Linked DNA regions of Mus musculus: all the other regions are linked to region 3. The links are chromatin loops, found by intact Hi-C in ENCODE. Cell type or tissue: heart. All regions are shown on one strand.

Evidence for each region. Peaks named below come from ENCODE experiments on the same cell type or tissue, not always from the same donor. Only the 100,000 strongest peaks of a DNase experiment are listed, where the experiment ranks them.
Region 1: a loop joins it to region 3, with 3.0 times the contacts of the local background. A loop is called at or near these places in 6 of 42 quality-filtered maps.
Region 2: it touches region 3 in a loop (2.5-fold over the local background); 5 of 42 quality-filtered maps call a loop at or near these places.

What each region holds. Positions count from the first base shown.
Region 1 is chr2:4,649,953-4,653,952 of GRCm38, reverse strand. It overlaps Prpf18 (pre-mRNA processing factor 18), which reads left to right and starts at 1,818. Exons shown (of 10, transcript NM_026045.4): 1 at 1,818-2,037. The coding sequence starts at 1,972. In heart, a CTCF peak has its summit at 1,733 (motif pointing right); a DNase peak (open chromatin) is centred at 1,872; H3K4me3 peaks cover 1,364 bases; H3K27ac peaks cover 768 bases.
Region 2 is chr2:4,715,211-4,719,210 of GRCm38, reverse strand. It overlaps Bend7 (BEN domain containing 7), which reads right to left and starts at 1,380. Exons shown (of 9, transcript NM_178663.4): 1 at 919-1,380. The coding sequence starts at 979. In heart, a CTCF peak has its summit at 1,516 (motif pointing left); DNase peaks (open chromatin) are centred at 840, 1,230 and 1,390; H3K4me3 peaks cover 2,352 bases; H3K27ac peaks cover 1,146 bases; H3K27me3 peaks cover 2,203 bases.
Region 3 is chr2:4,879,619-4,883,618 of GRCm38, reverse strand. Sephs1 (selenophosphate synthetase 1) reads right to left here and starts at 2,055. Exons shown (of 9, transcript NM_175400.6): 1 at 1,759-2,055. In heart, no CTCF peak of the experiment used is centred here; DNase peaks (open chromatin) are centred at 1,598 and 1,748; H3K4me3 peaks cover 3,078 bases; H3K27ac peaks cover 3,118 bases.

The DNA.
Region 1 (4,000 bases), 230 kb after region 3:
TTTGCATAAACATAGAAGTCAAAGATGGGAATTGAAGAGGAGATAGCCTTTTCTGAGTTTACCCTGATAGTGTCCCATCTGGTTCTCTGTGAACTGTATAAGCTATGCCAACACTTCAGGTTTGGGGGTCATCATCTCTAGTTCCTAAATCAGAAGGATGTGGGTAAATGGTTTGACCCTGGTAACAACTATTCACATAAGAATGTCAGCATGCTTCATCCAAGGACAGAAGTTAGGCATCTTTTACTTTTTAAAAAAGTTACCACATTTAGTCATTTATTCTTCAGTTGCATGTGTGAACGTGTGTGCGTATACGTGTGTGTATGTGGTGGTGTGGTTGTGAACGTGCGTGTGTATACGTGTGTGTATGTGGTGGTGTGGTTGTGAACGTGCGTGTGTATACGTGTGTGTATGTGGTGGTGTGGTTGTGAACGTGCGTGTGTATACGTGTGTGTATGTGGTGGTGTGGTTGTGAACGTGCGTGTGTATACGTGTGTGTATGTGGTGGTGTGGTTGTGAACGTGCGTGTGTATACGTGTGTGTATGTGGTGGTGTGGTTGTGGTTAGAGGATGACTTTGAGAATCTACTTTTTCTTTCCACCATGTGGGTTCCCAGGGACTGCACTCAGGTCATCAGTCTTGGCAGCAACTATTTTTAGCTGTTCAGCCATCTTTTTGGTCCTCAGATATCTTTTAGATGAAATATCCTATTTCACACACAGACACACACACACAGTATAAAACTTTCTTTTCTTTTTTAAATTTGTTTATTTATTATATGTAAGTACACTGTAGTTGTCTTCAGACACCCCAGAAGAGGGCATCAGATCTCATTACAGATGGTTGTGAGCCACCATGTGGTTGCTGGGATTTGAACTCAGGACCTTTAGAAGAGCAGTCAGTGCTCTTAACCGCTGAGCCATCTCACCAGCCCCAGTATAAAACTTTCTAATGAGCAATCCTTTCAGTTTTTATTTTGATAAACCATCTTACCTACACTTGAGTTTGAATTGAATGTTATTTCACTACTTCTAGAATAGAAAAATGTAACATAAAATATTGTTGAATTATGACAACTAAAAACAAAGATGCTTTCATGGCATGGAACCAAGAATAGATATGTTATAAATGGTTCTAAGATTAAAAAAAACAAAACAAAACCAAAACTCTGCCAAGTATGGAGGTCCACTCTGCGGTTGGGGCAGGAGGATTACTTTGATAGCAAGAGTTTGAGACCTGCCCAGGCAACACAGTGAGTGCCTGAATCACAATAAAAATAAAAACAAATCAAAGTAGAATTTCAACATATTTTTTCTTGGGCTAGGTTATAAGAAAGAATGATTATATTCCCAATCATCATTGAAAATCTTCATTGCTGATTGCATAACCAGAAAACACAATAAATTTACAGGGTGTTGAATAGGCAATTAATAAACACTGCCATTTTAAAACTTGTATTATTTATGTATTTCTCATTCTCTAGTATGTTAGCACTCTTGGCAAATAAGTAAATTGAGGAACTATGAAGCAAACTTTAGGAGTATACAAGCTGGTTCAATCGGGCACAATAACCATTTAAAGAGACAAACAGTTGTTTTTTTTTTTTTTTTGAGACAACTCAGAAATCTGCCTGCCTCTGCCTCCCAAGTGCTGGGATTAAAGGCCTGTGCTACCTTTGCCCGGCCTTTTGTTCTTTTCTACCTGTTACTGAAATCACAAGTGTGTATCTGGAGGGTTCCGCTAGGGGGCAACAATACTCAGCGGTTTTGGCCGCGTTCGCGCCGAGGGGCGCTCCCTACCTTCCTTTCGTTCATCCTGATTTCCGCCGGAAGCGGCTCCGGCAGTTGTTGTTTTCCGATAATTGGGCTCTGGTTGCTTCGTGGTTTGTCCTCTTCCCCCTCCCCTGGCGGGTGAGGTTACCGCCGAGGAGCTGGGGAGTCAAAGTGAAGACACTTAGACCCTGGGAGCGAGATGGACATCCTGAAATCCGAGATTCTGCGGAAGCGGCAGCTGGTGGAGGACAGGAACCTGCTGGTGGTGAGTCCCGGAGCTGTGGTTCGGGCTTGAGGGTGGTGGACTGTGCTTGCGGTGTTGGCGGGAGGGTGATGGTCCTGAGAGGGTCTGGGGCGGGCACGGGGCTGACAGATCCGCCACTGTCCCGGGCAAGCTGCTGGCCCAGGGCTTAGCAAGGGGCAGAGTATGGATGTCAAGCCTAGTCTGGCTCACTTCGGCGGCGCTTGCTGTCCTAACCAGTATCCGCCGCAGGCAGAGTGATAAAACAGCATACTAGTCATTGTCAATTCCAAAGCATGTTGCAGAGTTAGTCGGCTTTATTCCTAAGCGATCTGGCACACGCCATAGAGTGCAGAGTTTGTTCCTCTTTGTGTGCGTGTGTGTAAAAATCTTGTTTATTAGTCAGTGACTTTTGACAAGTGCAAACACCTGTGTAACCCATTCTCCATGAGGAGATAAAATAGCAATGTCCACTTTCCAGTCCCTGCGTGGATTACCCACCGAAGCAACTTATTTATACCTCAGTTTTGCCTGCTCTAGAATGTCACATCAATAGGATGTACATTTTCATATGGAGCTTCGTTTGATTAGAATGTTCGGGGTATTACTTTGCTGTGTGTGTGTATGTATGTGTGTGTGTGTGTGTGTGTGTGTATGTATGTATGTATTAATTTTCTGAAATTGTATTCTGTTGTCTGAGTAGATCTGGTTACCCATTCTCCTAGGGATGAGTGTTTGAGCTGTTTCTCAGAATTGGTTGAGCAGATTCTGAGCCCTATCCCTTTGGAACCGCAGGGTTACAGAGTACATGCATGCCTAAGTCATTCAAAATGTTGCACATCTATGAGCTATGTCAGAGGCTGGCTAGTCTGCACTGTTGCCCGCGGTTTATGTTGCCTGTCTTTTTGGTGGAGAGGTTTCTGTATGGTTCTAAATCTCATCTTCTTGATAATTTAAGTAATTCATGTGTGACTTTTTTTTTTTTAGATACTTACATATTTTTTTGTGAAGTGTTAAAACTGCTTGCAAACTTAAATTAGGCTAGTTATTAGTTCTCCGGACTTTAAATTAGGTTAGTTATTCTCCATACTTTAAATTACGTTCGTTATTAATTCTCTGGACTCCTTTATGTATCCCACCATCTTCTTTGATAAGTATGTTTTCTGGATATCAATAATAGTGCCTTTTGAGGAATAAAAGCTCTGTGTGTGTGTGTGTGTGTGTTTATATTTATGGATTGGGGGAGAGCATGGCAGGGACCCTTGGGCTTGTCAATGACAAGACAATCAGTATAGATTAGAAACAACTACATAGGGTTTGCATGGGGATGGTGAGGAACCAGAGAGATGAACAGAGATGCTAGTTAAAGCTCTAGGAGACAAAGTTTGGGAAAGGTCACAATCCTCCAGATGGAATCTGAGGAATGGTGTGTGTGTGTTTGTGTTTGTGTGTGTGTGTGTGTGTGTGTGTGTTCATGTCTCCAGCAGCACAGAGCCAGTGGTGAGGCCTCTATTGTGTGTGTGTGTGTGTGTGTGTGTGTGTTCATGTCTCCAGCAGCACAGAGCCAGTGGTGAGGCCTCTATTACAGTTAGGCACTGGAACCCTACACACTATTTCAGCTATACCCAGAAATACTCTCCCAGGCCCAGCATGTTGACCGAAGGCCTCAACTTCTGACTGACCTCTGCTCTGGTTCCCAGTCATCTTCTCACTCTAGTGCTGACTGCAAGTCCCTTCCTCTCCCAGTATAGCATGTCAGATGCTGGTAGACCTGGACCTGCGTAGCCCCAGCCAGGATAATATTAGCCAGTTACTCCTTTGTTCTCTATATAGCCTGTTAGGTGCTGGTGGGCCCAGCCAGGATGGCCTCAGCCAACTATTGGTGCTTGGTCTCCTCCTGTCCTGTACAAGACACTGCTGAATGCCCAGAGCTGCAGGGACTAGGGAACCATGGGATTGCAGCTGGTCTCCAAGGTTCTCCCTGTGG
Region 2 (4,000 bases), 160 kb after region 3:
AGGGAAAGTGGAGCGCTTCTCTGATTTGGCTTTGACCCAAGTTAATGCAAAGATATTTAAAGAGTGTGGGCTCATATTAGAACTTGTACCATTACCTCTGGGGAGGTTGGGGGGGGGGTATCACCATTCTCGATTATTAAGGTGATACATTTTGACAGGTGTTTCTTGTCCGAGTTGGCACCATTTTTTAAAGACTCAAATCAGGAAGATGGACTCGAACAAGAAACAGAACCCAGAGGAGATACTACTCAACTTTCTCCTCCCCGGACAAAATAAACGCCTATAAAGAGTGTGCTGTACACCTGTTAGTCGGCAGGACCAAGCTGGATTTTTCTTTATTTCTTGTGATGCGACACTTGTCTGACTGGTATACGAGATAATCTTAAAACTACCTTTCCACCCAAATCACTCAACTGGAAAAGATGCTGTATGTCAACAATTTCTGCCTTGAGCTTCGATTCCCTAATGAGCTGATTCTTCTTAAAAAGAACAATGATCATCTTTTTCTCTCCTCCTTCTCTTTGCGTGGGGGAAGGAAAAAAAAAACGAAAACAAAAACAAATCCCAGTCTATTCTCGGCCTGCCGGCCAGGCAAACCCTCAGCCACCCCAGCCCAGCGGCCGCCGTGGCGGCGGCACCCCAGAGTGGGCTCGGCTCCCCGGTGTCATTGTTTGCTAATTTCCTGACGTGCCCTCCGACTTGTTTACCTTCAATAACACCCGGTGGGTCCCCCTCAGGCACAACTTTCCCCGCGGCGGGGCGTGTGCGGCCCGCGGGGGGCCCGGGTTCGGGCGGGGACGAGGGGGTCGGGGCGGGCGCGCCCCCGGCGTGGAGCCCGCGGGCGGCCGGGGCGCGCGGGGCCGAGTGCGCGGAGCGCGGCGCCGGCTTCCCGCCGCTGTCCCCGGGCCGGCAGCTTACCTCGGCTCACCAGTTTGAAGCTCTGGGATTTCCTGCTTCTTTTCCTCTCCGAGAACTCCATGGTGCGGGCAAGGTGGCGGCGCGGCAGGAGACTGAGGCGGCGGCTGAGGCGGGCTCGTGTCACCGCCGCGGAGCCGCCGGGACCAAGGTCCGCGTCGCGATCGGCGGGGGAGGCCGAGGGACGGGAGGAACCACCGCGAGCCCGGCCGGGGGTTGCGCGCCCGGGGCGAAGTTGTCCCCGCGCGCGGCTCCGCCTCCCCGGTGTCTTAGGCGACCCCTCGGTGCCCCTTCATGCCGCCTCGCTCTTTCCCGAACGCAGCCCGCCGCAGCCCAACTTTCCGTTGGGAGCGGGGCCGGGCTGGGGCGCGGAGCTGTGGGGTGCTCGCCGCGGCCCGCCTGGGCTCAGCCTGCGGACGCGGCCCGGGGGACGCGGCGAGCCGAGGGAGGGCGGCGGCGGCGGGTGCGGAGCGGCGGCCGGGGCGCTGACCTCCCCCGCGGGAGTAGGGGCCGCGCCGTCGAAGGGGGCGGCGCCGCCGGGACCCCGGGACCACCTGCTGGCGGAGCCCGGCCGCCGCCATCCCCCGGGGGCCGCCGCCACTGCTGGACTCGGCCGTGCGGCGACCCGGCATGGGCCGGAGGCCGCGCGGTTCAGCGTCCGGAGCGGCCCGGGCCCGTGGAGCTGCCCCCCCGGACGGACGCCGCGCTCTGCCCGGCCTCCCTCTGCGGCTCCCGGAGGCGAACCTGCCTTTAGAAATAAGCCAGGGATCGTGGCTCCTTGGCGGCCAGCCCTCGCTCTGTCTGAGAGGCGGGCGGTGCCAGGGCCAGACGCGGATTTTAGGCAACTTTTAAGAGGGGGTGAAGAACTTACCCATCCGCGCTCTTGGAGCAAACAGAGAGAAATTTGAGCATGTACTGCTGAGAAGACTATGGGATGGAGCGAACATCAATTCTTATCCCCACCCTGGGGACTGTAGGGGAAGTTATATGCAAAGGGGGTGCTTGGAATGGTGTTTTGGGGAGAGGAATACTAGAGGTGAGGAGTGCAAGGGGGTGCAGGCTCTTAGGGAAACAGTGGTCATAGCAGGTGCATAGACTCTGCCACTTGACGCAGAAATACCAAAATAATTGCCGTCCGCCAATGGCCATTGGGAGTTTTATGTAATCTTTTTCTCTGGGGAGCCAAGTGTGCACTTACTGTAGGCGCCATTTCTTACCACATGTTTTAAGTGGGAATAGAAAAGATTTTTTACATCACCTGGGAATGGTAGTGTGGAAACATGATCTGACACGCTTAAAAGTACGGCCTCCAAATCTACGGTTTCTAGACCAAAGTACAAAGGGGAAGAAGGGATGGGCTGCTGCTCCAACACCTTAGGAAGGTCAGGTTGCTCCAAAGAATGCAGAGAAAAGGGGGGAGGGGGCTGGGGTGGGCTGTCTTGATGAATGATTGAGGTTAGTTGCACTCAAATGGACAGCCGTTCAAAAGCCACTCTGATAGAACCTTGACGTTAGAAGCAGGGTGACTACCAAGGAGCAAGCAGTGCAAACATGCCTGGGAAATAAAACCAAAGAACCGGTGAGCAGCAAGCCAGCTGGAGACAACAGGATAGACACGGGTGTGGATAGACACGGGTGTGGACACCCGGCAGTGTGGACACCCGGCTGGCCGCAGGGAGACCAAGCGCTTCATCCAGCTCTAAAGCAAATCACTTTAAGAGGGGATTCATTTTTTTTTTCCTACTTCTTTGAGATTATGTTAGAGGCTGAGTCCTTTTCCCAGAAAAGTGTATGGAAGAAATGAAATTGTATTTGGTGAAGTTCTTTGATCTCTTTAGAGTTAAAAGATGCAGTGAAGGGTTCAGTATGATAGTGGTTTGGGCAATAATCCCACTTGTTTCTTCCCCCACCTCCATTCAAAACCAGAATTTTATAAACCTGAAGGTGTCTGGGATGTTTCTAAAGTAAGAAAACATTCTACACCCCATTCTGGGGCCGTGAGAGATAGAGATAGAGATAGAGGGAGGGAGAGAGAGAGAGATCCCTTGTCAAATTTTATTCCAATAGTCACAGGCTGAGTACTACGCTAATTGAATAATGCAGAGTAGTCTCGCCTTGGAGCATAAAGTAAGCTTTTATTGTGCTTAAACTATGATGAAATCATTGAAGGTATCACCCCAAGAAGTACATCCCTAGGAAAGATATCATTCACTTTAAGTTCAAGCAGGAATGTGACTTCTACCTGCTGAAGGGAATATCCTCTATGTAGTTAAGGGGATATTTTAAGAGACTACCTAAAATTAATAGTAACTATGTCTTTGCCCTTTTGACTGAGCTCTTCAAAGATGGTCCATGAGTATCCACTCATGGTGTGTAAAGACTATGAAACAGCCTGTTCTATTGCTTTCTAGGGGATATCAACTAGTTTTATTTACTTTCTACTTGGTACACACCACTGTGGCTTTATCCAACAAATTTATGGATCTACAGTTAGTATTAAGTAATATCAAGCTGGAATTGCCTTGACTGGGTATGTATCTGTAATAGGTTGTGTAGGTTAACTTAGCAAAATATCACAGACTGCCTGACTTAAGAAATTTGCTTTCCTATCACTGCAAGGAGTCCAAGATCAAGGTCTGATACAGTCTGTCTCTGGGGAGGGAGGGATCTTTCCCTTGCTTGTAAACTGCTGCCTGTTGCCTGAGCATTCACAATTGGTATTTAAAAATGTTTTAGATTTATTATTTTATTAGTTTATGTTTATGTGTTTCACCCGAATGTGTGTATGAGCACCATGTGTGTGCCTGGTGCTCACAGAAGTCAGAAGAGGGCATTAGATCAGAACTGGATATGCAATGGCTGTGAGCCTCCACGTGGGGTGGGTGCTGGGAAGCAAACTTGGGTCTTCTGCATGAGCAACAAGTGCTCTCAGTTGCTGAGCTGGTTCCCCCGCACACTGACCTCCAACCTCCAGTTCCTCTTATAAGACTACACAATTTATGGACAAGAGCCTGCCCTTTTGGCTTCTTTTAACCTTAATTACTGTCGATTAGGACCTCATCTCCATATCCAGTCATTCAAGGTC
Region 3 (4,000 bases):
TTTTTTAACATTCCTAGAAAGCAAACATCCTGCCTAACAAACCAGTACACACACCATTGACAAAACTCGCTAGTTCATTACAAAAAGAAACAGTATCTCATGAGATCACTAGTCGTCTGGCACTGGGTACCACGCACTGCATTTCCGCACCAGCTCTTCCGGTTGCATCTAATTCAAAACCCAGTTAAGTGCTCCCGGGGTTTACACACTTTCTGACTGATGCTTTATTGGGCATAGGATTACAGACACCCTAAGTTTTAGGGTCGGTTTCTCCCATAAAATTTATGATTGAAAACATAATTCCCATTTATATAGTTTTCCATCCCCCAGGAAGTACATCACTCATTTAAACTAAATTTCACAAAGCCCAAATTCGGCAATCCAAACCATCATCACAAACATGACATGAGCAATGATTTCAGCGGGAAACTACCGACACGGATTTCGCTCATCGTTCATAGAAACCAAACTTCTCTACAGAGCAGTGTGAGCCAAGCAAGTTTCCGAAATGGGCATTCTGAAGCCATTTAACAGTTTGGAAAGAGTGCGAATTAAAATTCACCTTCGAAGAAAGGTTTGGAAAATCACATTCATTTTGCAAAAAATGCCTGCCTCACCTCTACCTGGTACAAAACGGGAAGACTTCCCTTTATAAAGAATCTATTTTCCTACCTCCAATCCTCACGGCCTCAACCAAAAGGCAGGAGAGAGACTCCGAAGAGCACCTTTCTTTTACCTTATTTTCCCTACACTTTCTGGTTAGGAAAGTTTAAAAACGCCTTACATCAAGAAAACTCAGCAGTTAAAAAACTCCCAAGTGCAAGGAGACCTAAGTCACACGGTTTGGCCTCAAAGGAAACTCCAGCTATTTGAAAAGGATGGAATTTGGGGTGTGCTTTGGGTAGAGGGAGTGCGTCCGACCTGGAAGCCACATGTTTACACCTTTAAAACAATGACATGAATATTTAAAGCCCGCGTTTAACCCCTTCGCTCCCGCGGGAGGCGGGCTCGGGCAGCGGGGTGCGGTGGGGCAGCACACCTACCTCCCCGCCAGCCCCCAGGCCCCGCGCGTGCTCACAGGCCCGGGCGCCGCGGCGTGCGCGCCGGGACCCCGCGCCCTCCATGGGGCCGGGCGCGGAGGATGCCACTCAGGGGACACCTTAAGTCTCAGGCTGCCGCCTTTAAAGGCACGGCGGGCGCGGGCCGCGTTCTTTGTACCGCGCCGCGCGGCTGCCGCGGGCAGGCCACCGGCAGGGCCATGCTGCACCGCAGGCCCCGCGTCGCCGCTGCCGCGGAGACCGTCGCCGGCGGGGACCGGAGGGACCCGAGGGCCGAGTGGGGGCGGGGAGGCCCGCGGCTCGGCGCCAGGACACTGGGCGGCTAAGGCAGAGCGCGCGCGCGCGCGGGCTCGCCGTCCGCGCCGCCACACAAAAATGTCGGCGGGCGAAAAGATTAACCCCTGCGTGGCCGCCGCCGCCCTCCCCCTCCGCTCCTCCCTCCCAACCCCGGCCCCGCGTGCCGCGGCGGCGACGGCGGAGGAGGCAGCGGCGCGGGCGGCGCTTCTTTTTTAAAGCGGCCCCACCAAAGCCTGGGCTCGGCCCCCTCTCCAGGCAGGGCGCGCGAAGGGCCCCGGTGCACGGCTCCCCGGCGGTCCCGGGCGGCCCGGAGGGGGATTTGCAACGGCCGCGCCGGGCCTGCGGCCCGCTATTCCCCTTTAAGCCTGCTGCCTCGCCCCCCCTCGCCAGGCCCGCCGCTTACCGGCTCGCTTTGCGCCCTCCGCCTCCTCCCGAAAACGGGCCGCGGCGCTCCCACAATGCACCGGGCGCGCTGGGCTCCCTTAAGCGTCGCCTGAATTTAAAAAAAAAAAAAAAAAAAATGCTGCTCCCGGTGGCGGCGGCACCGCCGGGCGCTCGGACGCCGCGTGGAGCTCGGCCTAGGCTGGGCGCGGCCCTCCGGGAACCGGGCCGCCGCGCTCCCGCCGGCCGGGCGCGTGAGGGTCCCTTTAAGAGCGGCCACCTCCCTTTAAGGCGGCGGGCCGGTGGCCGGAGCGCCTCCGGGTTGCTGGTGGCGGTGGCAGCGGCGGTGGTGGCTGCGTGCGGCCCGGGAAGGGGGCGGGGGCGCTGTGCAGAGGCCCGAGCGCGGCAATGATTGGTCTCGGGGGAGGGGGTGGGGGGTTGCAAACCCCAGGAACGGTGGCATCCGTTGCATGATGCAAAAGAAAAAAGAAAGGAAAAAAAAGGGGGGGGGGTAGATTGATTTCAAAAGTTGCGAGCAGCACTGGCAGCAACCTTGAGTGATGGGGGCCACCTACTTTCGCATCTCTGTCCCGCGAGAAGGGAACAGAGTGTTTTTGTTTTTTGCACAACCTGGCTGGGTGCGATCCCCGCATCACCCACGGGATGCAATACCTGCTCCCGAATCTCTGCTGCAGTGAGACTGTGCCCATGGGAACAATGTGCAGAGTGTAGGAGCCAAGGTCGCCCCCAGTGAGACATTTGAAAACCCAACTTAACCCCGCGCTCCATTCTCAGTGACTCCCATCTTTTCTTCATTCTATTGTTTGAGCGTAGCTCCGCATTTCTTTGGAGTCCCAGTGAAATATGCAAATGCTCTGTGAAGTTTCTTGAATCTTTGATCTGCATTTTGGGGAGGGAGAGTTTATGTTGTCCGGGTTATACCATTTGTTCTTCTCATGTCCAAGTAAACATGGCAGACTAATCCTGTGTGCTTGAATTGACATTGGTAATGCGGTTTCACTTGAAGTAACTTCAGATTTCCGACTTCGTACTGCATTGCTGGTGCAGAGCGTGTCCCTTCGAAGGACTTCTCTGGAAAGCTGAGCAGAGCAAACTTGGTTAGGAATAGGTTCGCATTTTCCCGATTATTTAGAAGCAGAACTGTTGTATCTTTTGGCTGTCTTTAGGTTCGTACACCCCGCAGATGTCCTTTTCATTCCTGAAATTGCCATTTGCCTGTTTCTTAGGAGTGGGATCTAGGGTGCAAAGTGTGGCGAGATGGACACAGGCATCTCCTGCCTTTGTGTCTTTTCTCCACAATACATTTGGGAGAATACAGTAGCACCTGGGCTCCTTAGCATCAGACTTCGGACATCGATTTATCGTTGATGAACGTGGAGTTTCTTCTGAATGGTCAGAAGACACAAACACAGCCTCACCAGATACCACACCAGGACTCCAAAGCCAGAGGGAAAGGGTTATACAGTTACATTTGTCCGGTTCTGCCTTTTAAATTTGATTTTGCATTTTAAACAATGTAACTTTTTTTTGTTCCTCACTTAGTTAAAAAAAAAAGTGATTTTTTTTTTCAAAAGATTTCACAATGAGAAAAAAAAAAAGTGGATGACACAGCAGGACCCCATGTCTAGATTTGTGTGTCCCTCCAAGGAGACTTAGCTCTTTGTTAATGTTGAAGGATGCTCTTTCTCAGTGGTGATGGAGGAATAATACCCTGGGTTAGGGGTTATTGTTTTAATGAAGCTGTACTAAGCCTGCATGTGTACTTGAACTGGAAGCATTGGGGAGCAGCAGAAGGGAAGGGTTTGGTGTGATTTAATGTGCACTGAAGAGAGGGGTAAGTATCAGATCCCCCAGGGTTTTTTTTTTTTTTTTTTTTTTTTTGTTGTTGTTGTTGTTGTTGTTGTTTGGTTTTTAGAGACAGGGTTTCTCTGTGTAGCCCTGGCTGTCCTGGAACTCACTCTGTAGACCAGGCAGGCCTCGAACTCAGAAATCCGCCTGCCTCTGCCTCCCGAGTGCTGGGATTAAAGGCGTGCACCACCACTGCCCGGCCAGGTCCCCCAGTTTTAATTTTGGGGACTGAATGACCAGTGATTGACACTTCTGATACTGGAACTGCTGGGAAGCTAACAAGTTTTGCAATAACTTCAACCTTCAAGATGCTAAGTTCTGTGCCTGCTGAGTACTCCAGGTAACTGGGAAAGCAGTTTGGAATTTTGAGATGCAAATCTGTGTGTCATCCGCAT